Regions from separate parts of the Homo sapiens genome. Here region 1 is linked to region 2. Evidence: chromatin contacts called from ENCODE Hi-C or POLR2A ChIA-PET data. All regions are on one chromosome and are shown on one strand. Each heading gives the region's core, a stretch centred on a gene start or an enhancer-like site at or near the end of the contact. The rest is flanking DNA. Distances are from core to core; before and after follow the strand shown.

Region 1 (7,384 bases), core at 2,208-4,707, 57 kb after region 2:
GCCCAGGAGTTTGAGACCAGCCTGGGCAACATAGAGAGACCCCATGTCCATAAAAATAAATAAATAAACAAATAAATAAATAAATTAGCTGGGCATGGTGGCATGCACCTGCGGTCCCAGCTACTCAGGAGGCTGAGGCAGGAGGATCATTTGAGCCCAGGAGGTCGAGGCTGTAGTGAACTCTTTCTCAGACTTCCTTTCAATCTCATTTCTTTGAAGTCACTAACTATTCATTAACCATTGTCCTTGAATTAATATAAATACATGCCTCTGGCTATCTCTTCTTCCAGGCAAAGTGAACAGCCAGGTGCATTGCTCAAAGTTATGTACATTGGGAAGATTTCCTGTTCATTTAGAGCCACCATTGAGTGGGGCTGTGATGCTGTGACCATTCCCTTTCAGGTGATATCACCACATTGCACAGACTCATCAGAAAATCAGGCCTGGATTTTTTCTTCCTCATGTAACTGAGTTGAAGGACAGGTGTTAATGGAGTAGGAGTAGGTGCTGTAGGAGTCTGAGTCACTTGCTCATGCAACTCACATGTGTCTTCAGGACCAGCTCAAGGGTAATCTCACACATGTGATATATGAGATATATATGTAACATATTTGTATATACATATCTTTTTCTCTTACACTTGATGATAGAATGCTGCTATACCTGTCAAATTTATGGCTTGAAGGATCAGAGAATAGTTTATGATGGGCAACTCAAGTCACATGATATTATTTAGTCTCTATAGAAGCTGTTTTTCATAAAAAGAATGCTTGTCTGCAGAAGAAAACATAATTTTGTTCCAAAATACTGAGAGTTTAAACTATGATTATCCTATTATGACGTGGCAGAGGCTTTATTTTATCTCTGTCTGCTACAGACACTTTGAGCGCCACTGTATTCAGCTTGCATGGAAATCCAGATGTTTCTTTTCCTTGATTTGTGCCCCATTTGAAACTGGAAGCCTAATCAGGCATGGTGGCATGCACCTATAGTCTCAGCTACTTGGGAGGCTGAGGCAGGAGGATCTCTTGAGGCCAGGAGTTCAAGCTGTAGTGTGCTATGATCACACTGGTGAATAGCCACTGCACTCTAGCCTGGGCAACATAGCGAGACCCTATTTCTAAAAAAAAACAAAAAATTAAAAAAATCTGGCAGCCTTGGCCAGGCACGGCTGCTCACGCCTGTAATCCCAGCACACTGGAAAGCCAAGGTGGGCAGATCACTTGAAGTCAGGAGTTCGAGACCAGCCTGGCCAACATGGTGAAATCCTGTCTCTAATAAAAATACAAAAATAAGGTGGGCATGGTGGCAGGCACCTGTAATCCCAGCTACTTGGAAGGCTGAGGCAGGAGAATTGCTTGAACCTGGGAGGTGGAAGTTGCAGTGAGCTGAGATCATGCCACCGCACATCAGCCTGGGTGACAGAGCGAGGCTGCATCTAAAAACAAAAAAAAAATCTGGCAGCCTTATGGGTTATTTCGTGAAGGAAACAGGCCCAAATGTGGTATAGTCAGCCTCTTTCTCCAGCCCTCTACCTCCCACCATTTTCGCTTAACAGGCTCATGAACAAAGTGGTCCTGCTTTCAAAATCTAAAGAGATCCACTAGGCACTGAACTTTTTTCTTAGGGGTAGGAAGTACAAGCTGCAACTTGTCCTTCACCTTGAAGAATATATCTTGCCATCCCTCAGACCATTAGACCCCTGAAAACTTCACTGATGTAAGTCTTTGTCTTTTATTTTTTTTCCAAGGCAGAAGAATTTTTCTTAGTACAGAACAAAATGGAGTCTCCCATGTCTACTTCTTTCCACACAGACACAGTAACAATCCGATCTCTCTTTCTTTTCCCCACATTTCCCCCTTTTCTATTTGACAAAACTGCCATCGTCATCATGGCCCCTTCTCAATGAGCTGTTGGGTACACCTCCCAGATGGGGTGGCGGCCGGGCAGAGGGGCTCCTCACTTCCCAGACGGGGCGGCTGGGCAGAGGCACCCCCCACCTCCTGGACGGGGCGGCTGCTGGGCAGAGACGCTCCTCACTTCCCAGACGGGGCGGCCGCCGGGCGGAGGGGCTCCTCACTTCTCAGATGGGGCGGCCGGGCAGAGACGCTCCTCACCTCCCAGACGGGGTGGCGGTCGGGCAGAGACGCTCCTCAGTTCCCAGACGAGGTCGCGGCCGGGCAGACGTGCTGCTCACATCCCAGATGGGGCGGCGGGGCAGAGGTGCTCCCCACATCTCAGACGATGGGCGGCCGGGCAGAGACGCTCCTCACTTCCTAGATGGGATGGCGGCCGGGAAGAGGCGCTCTTCACTTCCCAGACTGGGCAGCCGGGCAGAGGGGCTCCTCACATCACAGATGATGGGCGGCCAGGCAGAGACGCTCCTCACTTCCCAGACGGGGTGGCGGCCCGGCAGAGGCTGCAATCTCGGCACTTTGGGAGGCCAAGGCAGTCAGCTGGGAGGTGGAGGTTGTAGCGAGCCGAGATCACGCCACTGCACTCCAGCCTGGGCAACATTGAGCACTGAGTGAGCGAGACTCCGTCTGCAATCCCGGCACCTTGGGAGGCCGAGGCTGGCAGATCACTCGAGGTCAGGAGCTGGAGACCAGCCCGGCCAACACGGCGAAACCCCGTCTCCACCAAAAAAATACGAAAACCAGTCAGGCGTGGCGGTGCGCGTCTGCAATCCCAGGCACTCGGCAGGCTGAGGCAGGAGAATCAGGCAGGGAGGTTGCAGTGAGCCGAGATGGTGGCAATACAGTCCAGCCTCGGCTAGGCATCAAAGGGAGACCGTGGAAAGGGGAGATGAGGGAGAGGGAGACCGTAGAAAGGAAAGAGGTAGAGGTAGAGGTAGAGGTAGGGGTAGGGGTAGGGGTAGGGGTAGGGGTAGGGGTAGAGGTAGAGGTCTTTGTCTTAATCTGTTTAGCTACTGTAACAAAATATCATACCATAGAATGGGTACCTTATATGAAGATATTGGATATTCCTTATATAAAGAAGTAAATATAGATATTTACTTCTCACAGTTCTAGAGGCTGAGAAGTCCAAAATCAAGGCGTTGGCAGATTTGGTGTTTGGTAGGGGCTTGGTTCCTGGTTCATAAATGGTATCTTTAAGCTGTATCCCCATCCCCATATGATGGAAAGAGCTAGCTAGCTCTCTGGGGCTTCTTTTATAAAGGCACTGATCCCATTCGTGAGGGCAGAGCCCTCATGTCCTAGTCACTTCTTAAAGGCCTCACTTCCTAATACCATGACCTTGGTGATTCATTTTCAACATAAGAATTTGGCGGGGGAACACAGACATTCAGAACATAGCAATTTCCTGAACTTTTATGATGTTTATTTTCCACTCCAGGCTATGCATGTGTCTTACAAAAGCATCTAGTCAGGGTATTTGTTATGTGACTTCCTGTTCATTGTACAGTCAGCAAAATGTCAACTACTTACAGAAGTTGGTTAGGTGTTATGGAAAGGTGATACAATCAAAGTCTCTACAATCTAGATTATGACAGAGTTGGAGAGTAAACACAGACTTGAGGCAAGATAGTGAAGTCCGTTTTCACACTGCTGATAAAGACATACCTGAGACTGGGTAATTTATAAAGAAAAATAGGTTTAATGGACTCACAGTGCCACATGGCTGGGGAGGCCTCACAATCATGGCAGAAGGCAGAAGGCAAAAGGCATGTCTTACATGGCAGCAGGCAAAGAGAGAATGAGAGCCAAACGAAAGGGGGAAACCCCTTATAAAATCATCCAATCTTGTGAGACTTATTCACTACCACGAGAACAGTATGGAGGAAACTGCCTCCATGATTCAATTATCTCCCACCAGCTCCCTCCCACAACATGTGGGAATTATGGGAGCTACAATTCAAAATGAGATTTGAGTGGAACACAGCCAAACAATATCACCCACTGGCATTCCTGACTTGCAGAGAATGGCCAATACAGAGCCTTTCAAGGATGGTAGTTCTCCTCTCACCAATGCACTTCTCAAAGCTTGGGTTAAAGGAGTCTCTTATATTTTTTGGAGACTACTGTAAGTAATCATTCTGCCATCTTAAAATCAGAAGTCCTAAGCCTTTCCCTTTTCAAACCACTTAATTTGTCTTTCATTTCTATCATTCCAATGCTCTTATTATCAGTAACCTCTCGTTACTAAATCCAAGGGACGCTTCAGCCTTTAGCAGCATTTAACAATTTCTATTCTTGGCTTTCATGTTGTCATTCTCTTTTGGAGTTTATTACATATCTCTGCTTCTTCCTCATCTAATGGCTGGCTCTTCCTCCACTATTCATCCTCCAGTGTTAGGGTGTTTTAGGGCTATTTCTTCAGCTCTTTTCTTTTCTTGCCACACTAACTTCTCTCCTTAGATGATTTCATTCATTGTCATCATTTCGGTTACCATCTATATGTCAGTTGTGCTCAACTTTATCTCCAGGCCAGAATTTTCTCTCCAACAGTAGACATAGAAAACTGACATTATTATCTCTGCCCACTCCCATCTTCATCTCCATTGTTCTCCATTTTACAAAATGGTTCCACCATCCAGTAATTGCTGAATCAAAGGGGTTTATTCATGAGTCCTCAAATTTCTTCACTCTCACATCAGTCCCAACACCAAAGTCTATTGACTCTGTCTCTAAATACATACATATATATATGTATATAAATTTTTAAATAGAGATGGAATCTTGCTATGTTGCCCAGGCCTGTCTTGAACTGATGGCCTCAAGCAACCCTCACACTTTGGTCTCCCAAAGTTTTGGGATTACAGGTATGGGCCACTGCGCCCAGCCTAAATACATTTCTGATACATCAATTTTTTCTCTACCTGTATGTCTACACACTAGTATTTAGTTGCCATGTCTTCCTGGTTTCTCTAGTCTGTAATAGTTTCTCAGTCCTCCCTTGTTTTTCATGACCTTGATTTTCTTGAAGAGTACTGGCTAGGTAGTTCATAGAATGCTCCTCAATCTGAGTTTGTACTATGTTTTCTCATGATTACACTGGACTTTTAGGTTTTTGGAAAGAGTATCACAGAGGTGAAGTGCCCTTCTCATTAGATCCTATCAACAATGAGTGATACCCACATGATATCACTAATGACGTTAACTTTCATCACTTGGTTAAAGTGGTATCTGCTAGCTTTCCATGCAGTAAAGTTACTATTTCTCCCTTTCCCTGCTTTATCCTTTTATAGAGAGTTACTCTGCATAGCTCATCTTTAGAAGGGAGAGGGTAGAAATTAAGCTCCAACTCCTCAAATTGAGAATATCTATATGTATTATTTATAACTCTTCTGAAAGAAGATAAACCACTGGGTTTTTTTGGTGTTTTTAAAATTAATATATAATATTTGTACATATTTATGGGGTACATGTGATACTTTGACACATGCATAAGAATGTGTAATAATCAAGTCAGCATATTTAGGCTATCATCACCTTGAGCATGTATCATTTATTTGCATTGGGAACATTTCAAATCCTCTCTTCTAGCTGATTTGAAATATACAATACATTATTAACCATAGTCATCCTACTCTGCTATTGAACATTATAACTTTTTCTTTCTGCCTAACTATATGTTTATACCTATTAACCCACCTCTTTTCATCTCCCTTGCTTCACACACTCTTCCCAGTCTCTGGTAACTCTCATTCTACTTTACCTCCATGAGATCAACTTTTTTAGATTCCACATATGAGTGAAAACATGCAATATTTATCTTTCTGTGTCTGGCTTATTTCATTTAACATAATGACTCCAAGTTCCATCCATGTTGCTAAAAATAACATGATTTTATTCTTTTTAAGGCTAAATAGTATTCCATTGTGGATAATACTACATTTTCTTTATCCATTCATCCATTGATGGACACTTAGGTTGATCCCATATTTTTGCTATCGTGGATAGTGCTGCAGTGAACATGGGAGCTCAGGTATCCCTTTGATATACTGATTTCTTTTCCTTTGGATAAATACTCATTAGTGTGATTTCTGAATCATATGGTAGTTCTATTTTTAGGGTTTTGGTTTTTGTTGTTGTTGTTGTTGTTGTTTTTTAAGAGATAGAATCTCGCTCTGTTATCCAGGCTGGAATGCAGTGGCACAATCATGGCTCATTGTAATGTCAAACTCTGGGCTCAAGCCATCCTCCTGCCGCAGCCTCCTGAGTCACTGGGATTACAGATGTGAGCCACCATTCCCAGTCCTGTTTTTAGTTTTTTGAGAAATCTTCATACTGTTTTCCATAATGGCTGTACTGTTTTACATTTCCATCAACAGTGTATAAGAGTTCCCTTTTCTCTGTATCCTTGACAGCATCTGTTATTTTTTCTTTTTAATAATAACCATTCTAAGTGGGGTAAGATGATATCTCACTGTGGTTTTGATTTGCATTTCCCTGATGATTAGCAATGTTGAGCATTTTTTCATATGCCTGTTGGTCATTTTATGTTTTCTTTTAAGAAATGTCTGTTTAGATCCTTTGCTCACTTTTTAATGGGATTATTTGTTTTTTGCTGTTGAGTTGTTTCAATTCCTTGTATATTCTAGATATTAGTCCCTTAGCAAACGAATAGTTTGCAGATATATTTCTCCCATTCAACAAGTTGTCTCTTCACTCTGTTGATTGTTTCCTTTGCTGTACAGAAGCTTTTTAGTTCAATATAGTCCTATTTGTCTATTTCTGTTCTTATTATCTGTACTTCTGAGGTCTTAGCTATAAAATCTTTGTCTAAACCAACATTCTGAAGTGTTTCTCCTATATTTTATTCTAGTAGTTTTCTAGTTTCAGGTCTCTGTTTAAGCCTTTAATCCATTTTGAGTTGATTTTTGTATATGGTAAGACAGAGGGGTCCAGTTTCATTTTTCCCAGCACCATTTATTGAAAAGGGTGTCCTTTTCCCCAATGTATATTCTTGGCACCTTTTCAAAAATCAATTGGCTGCAAACATATGCATTTATTTCTGGGTTCTCTATTCTGTTTCATTTGTCTATATGTCTGCTTTTTTGTTTTGTTTTGTTTTGTTTTGTTTTGTTTTTAACAAGGTCTTGCGCTATTGCACAGGCTGGAGAGCAGTGGCATGATCTTGGATCACTGCAACCTCTGCCTCCCAAGCTCAAGTCATCCTCCCACCTCAGCCTCCCAAACAGCTGGGACTACAGGTACTAAACACTAAGTCTGGCTAATTTTTGTATTATTTGTAGAGACAGGATTTTGCCACATTGCCCAGGCTGGTCTTGAACTCCTGAGCTCAAGCGATCTACCCACCTCAGCCTCCCAGAGTGCTGGGATTATAGGCATGAGTATATGTCTGTTTTTATACCAATGCCATGCTGTTTTGGTTACTATAACCTTGTAATATATTTTGA
Region 2 (7,676 bases), core at 3,288-5,787:
TCAGGCTGGTCTTGAACTCTTGACCTCAGGTGATTTGCCTGCCTCATTCTCCCAAAGTGCTGGGATTATAGGCGTGAGCTACTGCACCCAGGCCCAAAAGTCATGATTTAAAGTTATGAAACCGCTGGGCGTGGTGGCTCATGCCTGTAATCCAGCACTTTGGGAGGCCGAAGTGGGCAGATCACCGGAGGTAAGGAGTTCAAGACCAGCCTGGCCAACATGGTGAAACCCCATATCTCCTAAAAATACAAAAATTAGCTGGGTGTGGTGGCGGATGCCTGTAATGCCAGCTACTAGGGAGGCTGAGGCAAGAGAATCCCTTGAACCAGGGAGGCAGAGGTTGCAGTGAGCCGAGATTGTGCCACTGCACTCCAGCCTGGGTGACAGAGTGAGACGCCATCTCCAAAAATAAAATTAAAAAATAAATAAAGTTATGAAACTGCCATTGCAAAATTATAACTGAGACAGTGAGGAAGATATGACCTAACTGACTCCATCTTGCTTCTAAACTCCAAGCTGTCGTTGTTCATTCCTGGACTTTGGGAGAAATTTAGTTTATAGTTTAGCTTTGAAACAAAGATGGTAACAGTCCTTTCCCAAAACAAACCTACCTACCATCTGTGGATTAGACTGCCTAAAGCCACAAAATTAGAGGTTATGGTAATTTTACTAAATAATTCAAGATATAACTACATTCATTAAACCAATATCAACATCTTATTTGTTAAAGGTTACACAAGCAAGATCATTCTGTCTTGGGCTGCGTTTATAGTTTTGTTACCCCTATGCCAAATTTTGACACCTTATAATATTTGGCAGGGATGAGTATGAAATTGCTTCATTAATACATGCAAAGAAAAATGTAGGCGGGCAATTCTTAAGATGTTTCTAATATTACCTTACCATTAATTTTAAAGCAAGCTTATTTATTAAAGATTTTACTTAAGTTACATAAACTTGAAAGAGCATTTCACTAGTCTTTTGTAGTATATGATTTAAGCGCTTTTCATTGTTTTAAGCCAATTAATTAGCACTCTTTTATATATTTTTAGTAGTGAAACACTGTGTACACAACACATAAATACACAGACATATTAGGCATGCTTTAGAACTACATTTTACAGATTTATGAAAACCTTTTTTTCCCCTATATTAGACTTTCAGATTCTTGATGACCTATTTCATAACCCTGGGCAGTTTTCAGCTAAATAGCCTTAAATTTGCATATTAAAGGAAACAACTTAGGTGAAAGTCAAATAGCAAAATTTACATTATAAGGTCGGAGAGAAAACGTTTGGTGTGCTAGAGGGAAATTAAAACAGATTTAATTGCCAATTAAGCATAAAATCGTAGAAATTATAAAGGCCTTTTAAATATATATACACACACACATAGACACACACATAAACAAATATCCTATAGCTTTTACTTCAGAACTTTTAGCCATGAGATAAACACAAATTCACCACCCTGCAAAAAGAACTTGTTGGATGCAGTGGTTTTTATCTTAATAGAAAAATAACAGCAGATTTAGAGCAGGCAGAAAAGAAAAAAATCGAGAAAAAGAGCACTTAGGAACTCTATAATTTGCAGGTCGATCTTAGGGCTCTTTTTCCTTAATGTAAATGTGCACAAAGACCATATTATTTCCATTTTACATAAACTTTGGCAAGTAGATGTGCCATACAACCTATGGAGTGCTGGAAAGGGGGTCATTCTCTTTGTTTCCTCCTCATTCTTATATTGTTTCCCAATTTTTTTTTCTCTCTTAATAGGAGGAACTGAGCTGTGGCCCAGGTTTTTTGATTGCTATGTGCTGCTTGTGGGCAGGATGCTACAGTGTGTCATCGCTGAGTCGTTTCCACCCTCTTACATGTCTCAGTTTCTCTCTCCAGAGGTTTATGACCCCAGAAAAGGCTCAAAAGGCTGGGCGATCAGCCCTTATATGCGTTTCCTGGATGAGCCATTTTTAAAATTAATTTTTGTTGGGGATTTCCCTCCAGGGCCGCTGCACGTCGCAAGGGGTTAACCCCCCCAGAGACTCCCATGAGGCCCCCAGTCACCTAGGGGCGCTTTCAGCTGGGAGGAGTAAATGCCTTTTCTCTTCAGAGCTGAGAAAACTGTCATTAACGTATGAAAACAACAGTTCACTTCTTCACGCAAATGCACACAGACAAACCGAATTAAGTTTAAATTTGGGAGAAAAAGCAATAGAGAAGACCCTTTAGAATGCATCTCTGAACAAGAATTAGGATCCTTAAACAACAACTTCAGACTGGAACAAAGCAACAACAACAAAAAAACCAACAATATGATCACTGAGCGCTCTAATGGTAAGGAGAAATTAAGACCAGCTGGTTGTTAATCTTAACTTTATCCAAGACAAACCCCAATTCAGTTACCTATCTAGGGATGGGTCTCAGGCCGAAGGCTGCTTTCTACCATCCTAGAAGCAGGAAAAAAACAAAAAACAAACTCATCTTCCCTGTTAGAAGTGAGCTCAGACTCCATAGGAGTTACCTGCATTCCATTGTCATGGAAGCAGGAGAAAAGTTGCCTTCCTTGTGTTGGAAGCAAGTAAAACTCTAGAAAAAGAGGAGTTGTACAGCAAAATAAACTTTAGATCTTGACTAAATTTTGGGAGATCAGGGATTCTCTGGACGGGGTACTCTCAGACCTCAGCAAATTGTCCTATTGGTTTGAGCCATAAAGTTAGCTCATGCTGGTACCATGCACCAATGGGAGATTTGTCAAAAGTCAGGGGCATCTCCACTCAGAATCCCTCAATGATTACCAAAATGTGAACCCTGAAAATTTGAGACAGGTCTCAGTTAATTCAGAAACTTTATTTTGCCAAGGTTGAAGATGCGTGCCCGTGACACAGCCTCAGGGAGTCCTGGCGACATGTGCCCAAGGTGGTCAGGGCACAGTTTGTTTTCATACATTTTAAGGAGACATGAGACATCAATCGATATATGTAAGAAGTACGTTGGTTCCGTCCAGAAAGGCGGGGACAACTCGAAGTGGGGAGGGGGCTTCCAGGTCGCAGGTAGCTGAGAGACAAATGGTTGCATTATTTTGTTTCTGACAAGCCTCTCCAAAGGAGGCAATCAGGTATGTGTCTATCTCAGCGAGCAGAGGAGTGACTGAATAAAATGGGAGGCAGGTTTGCCCTGAGTAGTTCCCAGCTTGACTTTTCCCTTCAGCTTAGTGATTTGTGGGGCCCCAAGATTTCCCACAAGTGAAAGGAAAATATCTCAATCCCCCGCCCCAAATCACCAAGCTCAAAGGAAAATTCAGGTTGGGAACTGCTCAGGCCACACCTGCCTCCCATTCTATTCAGTCACCCCTCTGCTCATGATGAACAGGATGCTGCTGAACCCTGGGGTCGCTGGGGCCTTAAATGACTTTGATGATGAGAGACTGGGCATGGAGAGCTAGAGGCCCTCATCTCCCTTCCCCAGCGAGTCGGAAGCGTCCCCATTACTAGTTCCTAGAATATGCTGAGATGTCTCAGGTTGCGGTGTGCAGCTGGGAGTTGCAGCCTGGCAGGAGGCCCAGGTTTTAGCCTGTGAACCGGGGCCCTGCTATGTAGGCCAGGGTGGCTCTGACCTGGCACTCTGTGGGGCCAGGGCAGACATAGCAGCAAAGGCCATGGGGTCACAAAGAGAGAGACTGCAGAAGGATCAGGAGTAACAGGCATAATGGGGCTATTCTTCCCTAGGCCTGAACACTGGGAAGGCACTGGCAGGGCCCCGGTTTTGATGGTGGATTCTTGGAGTAGGGGCCTTGGTAATAGGGCTCTGAGTGCTGGGGCAGAATGGGCTATCTTGACCCTTCATAGTCAGGGTCCCAAGTGGGCAATCCTGGAGCCTCCAGGTCTTTGGTCCAGCGGCGGGGTTTTCCACTCAAGGGCCACAGGTACAGACAAGCAGAGCAGAAACAGCCCCCCCGGCCTTTCACTTCCCACCTGCTCCCGAGGGAGAGAGTAAGGTTTCTGGGGGTAAGTGGGGGCTATCTGAAAGAAAAGGGTGATTTTGGCTGGGGCTCGGTGCCCTACAAGAGCCCTTGCTTGACTTTGACGCAAGGCACAGACTGGGCTCTGAAGGGGCAGGCTGGGGGGTAGACGTCGTCATGGATGTTGGATCTCCCTTCCGGCCATGGCCCAAGTACGACCCCTGTTCCCTTAAAGTCAGGACCTCGCAGAACTTTCGCAAGATGGGTCCTCGGAGTCTGCCCGCGATTGCGCTCCCAAGGGGTGCCGCTGCCGAGGGTAGGCGCGCCAGTCGAGATCAAAGCGGATGGGATGACGCCACTGGAGGGCGCGCGGGGCCGCGGGGCAGGGTGGTGCTCCTGCTGCAGGTTTCAGGCCTCTTCTGCCTTCTACAGCCGCCAGGTCAGCAGAGGCGGAGGCCCGGGCTGTGGATGGCCGAGGAGCCGAACTCGTGAAGCCACGTTCCTCCTGCAGCTCTTAACCCAGGCGCGGCGGCTCGCCGGGCCGCTCCCCTTACTCCGAAACCGTGAGCCTCAGCCCTTCCCTCTCTCCCCAATCCCAGGGGGCGCCGGCGGACACCCCAGAAACCCACGCGCTCTCGTTCCTGGTCCCGCCCCCTCTACGTTCCCTCCCCCTCTACGTTCCCTCCCCTTTTCCTTCCAGAGGCGGCGGCCCCGGAAGCTCCCGCCATTCTGGACCCGCCCCCTCCAAGCTCCCGCCCCTTTCCCTTCCTGTGGAGGCGGCCTCGGAAGCTCCCGTCTTTCTGGACCCGCCCCTTCCCCACCCTGCTCCGCCCTCGGCCCCGGCCCCCGCTCCGAGCTCCCTTAGCTCTAAGCGGTTCCGGAAGCTCCCGCCTTTCTGGACACGCCCCTGCCTCCCCCACAGGATTCCGACTCTCTCCCGGCTCGTCGAGGGCTTGACATTTTACCGGGGGGTGGCCCAGAAAAACCTCGTAGAGATGGTGACTTTAAAAAATTCTTTTTCGGCTAGGTGCGGTGACTCACGCCTGTAATCCCAGCGCTTTGGGAGGCCGAGGCGGGCGGATCACTTGAAATCACGAGTTCGAGATCCGCCTGGCCAACATGGTGAAACCCCGTCTCTACAAAAATACAAAAATTAGCCGGGCGTAGTGGCGCAGGCCTGTGGTCCCAGCTACTCGGGAGGTTGAGGTGGGAGGATCGCCCGAGCTGGGGGAGGTTAAGGCTGCAGTGAGCTGTGATCGCGCCACTGCACTCCAGCCTGGACGACAGGGCAAGATTGTGCCTTAAAAATAAAAACTTGTTTTGGTAAAATACACATAATATTTACCATATGTACTTTTTTTTTTTTTTTAAATGGAGTCTGGTTCTGTTGCCCAGACTGGAGTGCAGTGGCACACCACTGGGTTCAAGCGATTCTCGTGTCTCAGCCACCCATGTAGCTGGGATTACAGGCATGCGCCACCACGCTGGGCTAATTTTTGTCTTTTTAGTAGAGATGGGGGTTTCTGCCATGTTGGCCAGGCTGGTCTGGAACTCGTGGCCTCAGGTGATCTGCCTGCCTTGGCCTCCCAAAGTGCTGGGATTACAGGCTGAGCCACCGTGCCCGGCCCTACCATGATTTTTTTTTTTTTTAAACAGAAGTCTTGCTCTGTCGCCCAGGCAATGGCACGATCTCGGCTAATTGCATCCTCCGCCTCCGGGGTTCAAGTGATTCTCCTGCCTCAGCTTCCAGAATAGCTGGGATTACAGGCACCTGCACCATGCCCAGTTAATTTTTGTATTTTTGGTAGAGAGGGAGTTTCGCCATGTTGGCCAGGCTGGTCTCGAACACTTGACCTCAGGTGATCACCTGCCTTGGCCTCCCAGAGTGCTGGGATTACAGGTGTCAGCCACTGCGCCCAGCCTACCATGGTATTTTTAATGGCCACGTAATACCCTGTGTGTGTTATATTGTGTGGATGTGTTATATTAATTTAACCAGCCCCCTATTGATTAACATTGTAGCTGTTTATAAAATGGTGTAGTAAACATCCTTTCTGTAGGTCTTTGTGCACATATGGAGTATATTTGTAGGCTGATTTCTTGGAAGTAGAATTGTTGGGGTAAAAGCTATGTGTGTGTTTAATTTATGATTTTACCTATTTACCCTCCCACTAGTGACTTGTTTAGCTACATTTATTCAAATTGTCTGCACTCGCTTTCTCCACAACCTTACCTCCTACTCACTCCACAACTCATTCTAATTTGGCTTCTCTCTATCACTGCACCTTCAAAGGCTCTAAGGTCACCAATGATCTTCATGTTGTCCTATGGACAATCTTCAGATCTCATTTCACTGCTTCTCTAAAAGACTTCATACAGTTGACCATTCTCTCCTTTGTGAAACATTCTTCTCCCAGCTTTCATAGTGCCACATTCGCCTGGTTTTGCTCTAGCCATGTTGTCTTTCCTCTGCCCACTCTGAAATGTTGGTGCTGCTCAGAGCTTTGGTTACCATCTACATGCAGTTGATCCACACAGTGAAGTCTCCCTTCCTAACCTTTATTCAACTGCTTATTTGTCATCTTGAGTTGAATGTCCCACAGGGACCTCAAATCAATCATACCCAACATTATCCTCCCCCTTCTCATGCTCCCATCTCAGTAGCTGTTCCACTGCTCTCCTAGCCAGAAACCTACAGGTCTGGTTACTTGAATGTCCCTATTCCTCAATGCGCACCTCTAGTCAATCACCATGGCCCTGCCCATTCTATTTCCATAATCCTTTTCCCTTTTTTTTTTCTTTTGAGACAGGTTCTCGCTCTGTTGCCCAGGCTGGAGTGTAGTGGTGCAATCATGCCTCACTGTAACCTCAACCTCTCCAGCTCCTCCTGCCTTAGCCTCCCGAGAAGCTGGGAAGCTGGGACCACAGACACACCACCATGCCTGGCTAATTTTCCTTTTTTTTTTTTTTTTTTTTTTGAGACGGAATCTCGCTCTGTCACCCAGGCTGGAGTGCAGTGGCGTGGTCTCAGCTCGCTGCAAGCTCCGCCTCCTGGGTTCATGCCATTCTCCTGCCTCAGCCTCCTGAGTAGCTGGGACTACGGGCGCCTGCCACCACGCCTGGCTAATTTTTTGTATTTGTAGTAGAGATGGGGTTTCACCGTGTTAGCCGGGATGGTCTCAATCTCCTGACCTTGTGATCCGCCCACCTCGGCCTCCCAAAGTGCTGGGATTACAGGCGTGAGCCGCTGCGCCCGGCCAATTTTCCATTATTTCTTACCAACGGTCACCTTTCTTTTCCTCCCTTTGTCCCCACCACCTTCTGTACCACCTGGACACTGCAATGATATTCTAATTCTAATTGCCTCCCTGGCTTTAGGCTTGCTACTCTTTTTTTTTTTTTTTTTTTTTTTTTGAGGCAGGGTCTCACTTTGTACCCCAGGCTGGAGTGCCCTGGCGTGATCTCAGTTCGTTGTGGCCTTGACCCCCTGGGTTGAAGTGGTAGGCTTGCTACTCTTTAAACCAGCTTCCACCCTGTAGCCAGAGTTAACTTTGAGAAATGCAGATCTAATTATGTTACTATCCTGCTTTTTAAAACCTTTCAATAAGTTCTGATTGCTCCTAGGGTAAAGACAGAAACTTTTTCCATGGTTGATTAGGCTCAGACAAACTCTCCAGCTTTTTTTGGTTACCGCTGTCCCCTTCTCCATGCCATAATTT

The links. Hi-C counts contacts between places; a loop is a spot of excess contacts on that map. ChIA-PET counts read pairs that join two places held with the same protein, here RNA polymerase II (POLR2A). Pooled maps may share reads with other maps.
Region 1: a map of PC-3 shows a loop between it and region 2 (2.8-fold over the local background). The contact joins the enhancer-like site here to the promoter of LINC01144 in region 2. A Hi-C loop is called at or near these places in 5 of 168 maps with a recorded cell type or tissue (Caco-2, HepG2, K562 and 2 more) and 7 of 50 pooled maps. POLR2A ChIA-PET finds 5 or more read pairs at or near these places in 7 of 52 experiments (A673, AG04449, AG04450 and 4 more).

Annotation. Positions count from the first base shown.
Region 1 is chr1:45,242,909-45,250,292 of GRCh38, reverse strand. No RefSeq gene overlaps it. Among named protein-coding and RNA genes, the nearest start is that of ZSWIM5, 40 kb to the right of the region's middle. Within about 2 kb of position 3,457, at least 3 of the 41 ENCODE cell types and tissues checked have a DNase peak (open chromatin) inside an H3K27ac peak, as active enhancers do; they include PC-3, where a contact is called at or near this core.
Region 2 is chr1:45,300,771-45,308,446 of GRCh38, reverse strand. It overlaps LINC01144 (long intergenic non-protein coding RNA 1144), which reads right to left and starts at 4,537. Exons shown (of 1, transcript NR_024270.1): 1 at 2,828-4,537. LOC105378691 (a long non-coding RNA gene) reads left to right here and starts at 4,701. Exons shown (of 3, transcript XR_947287.4): 1 at 4,701-4,955. RefSeq lists enhancers at 1,855-2,034, 4,205-4,444, 4,905-4,964 and a silencer at 4,635-4,814.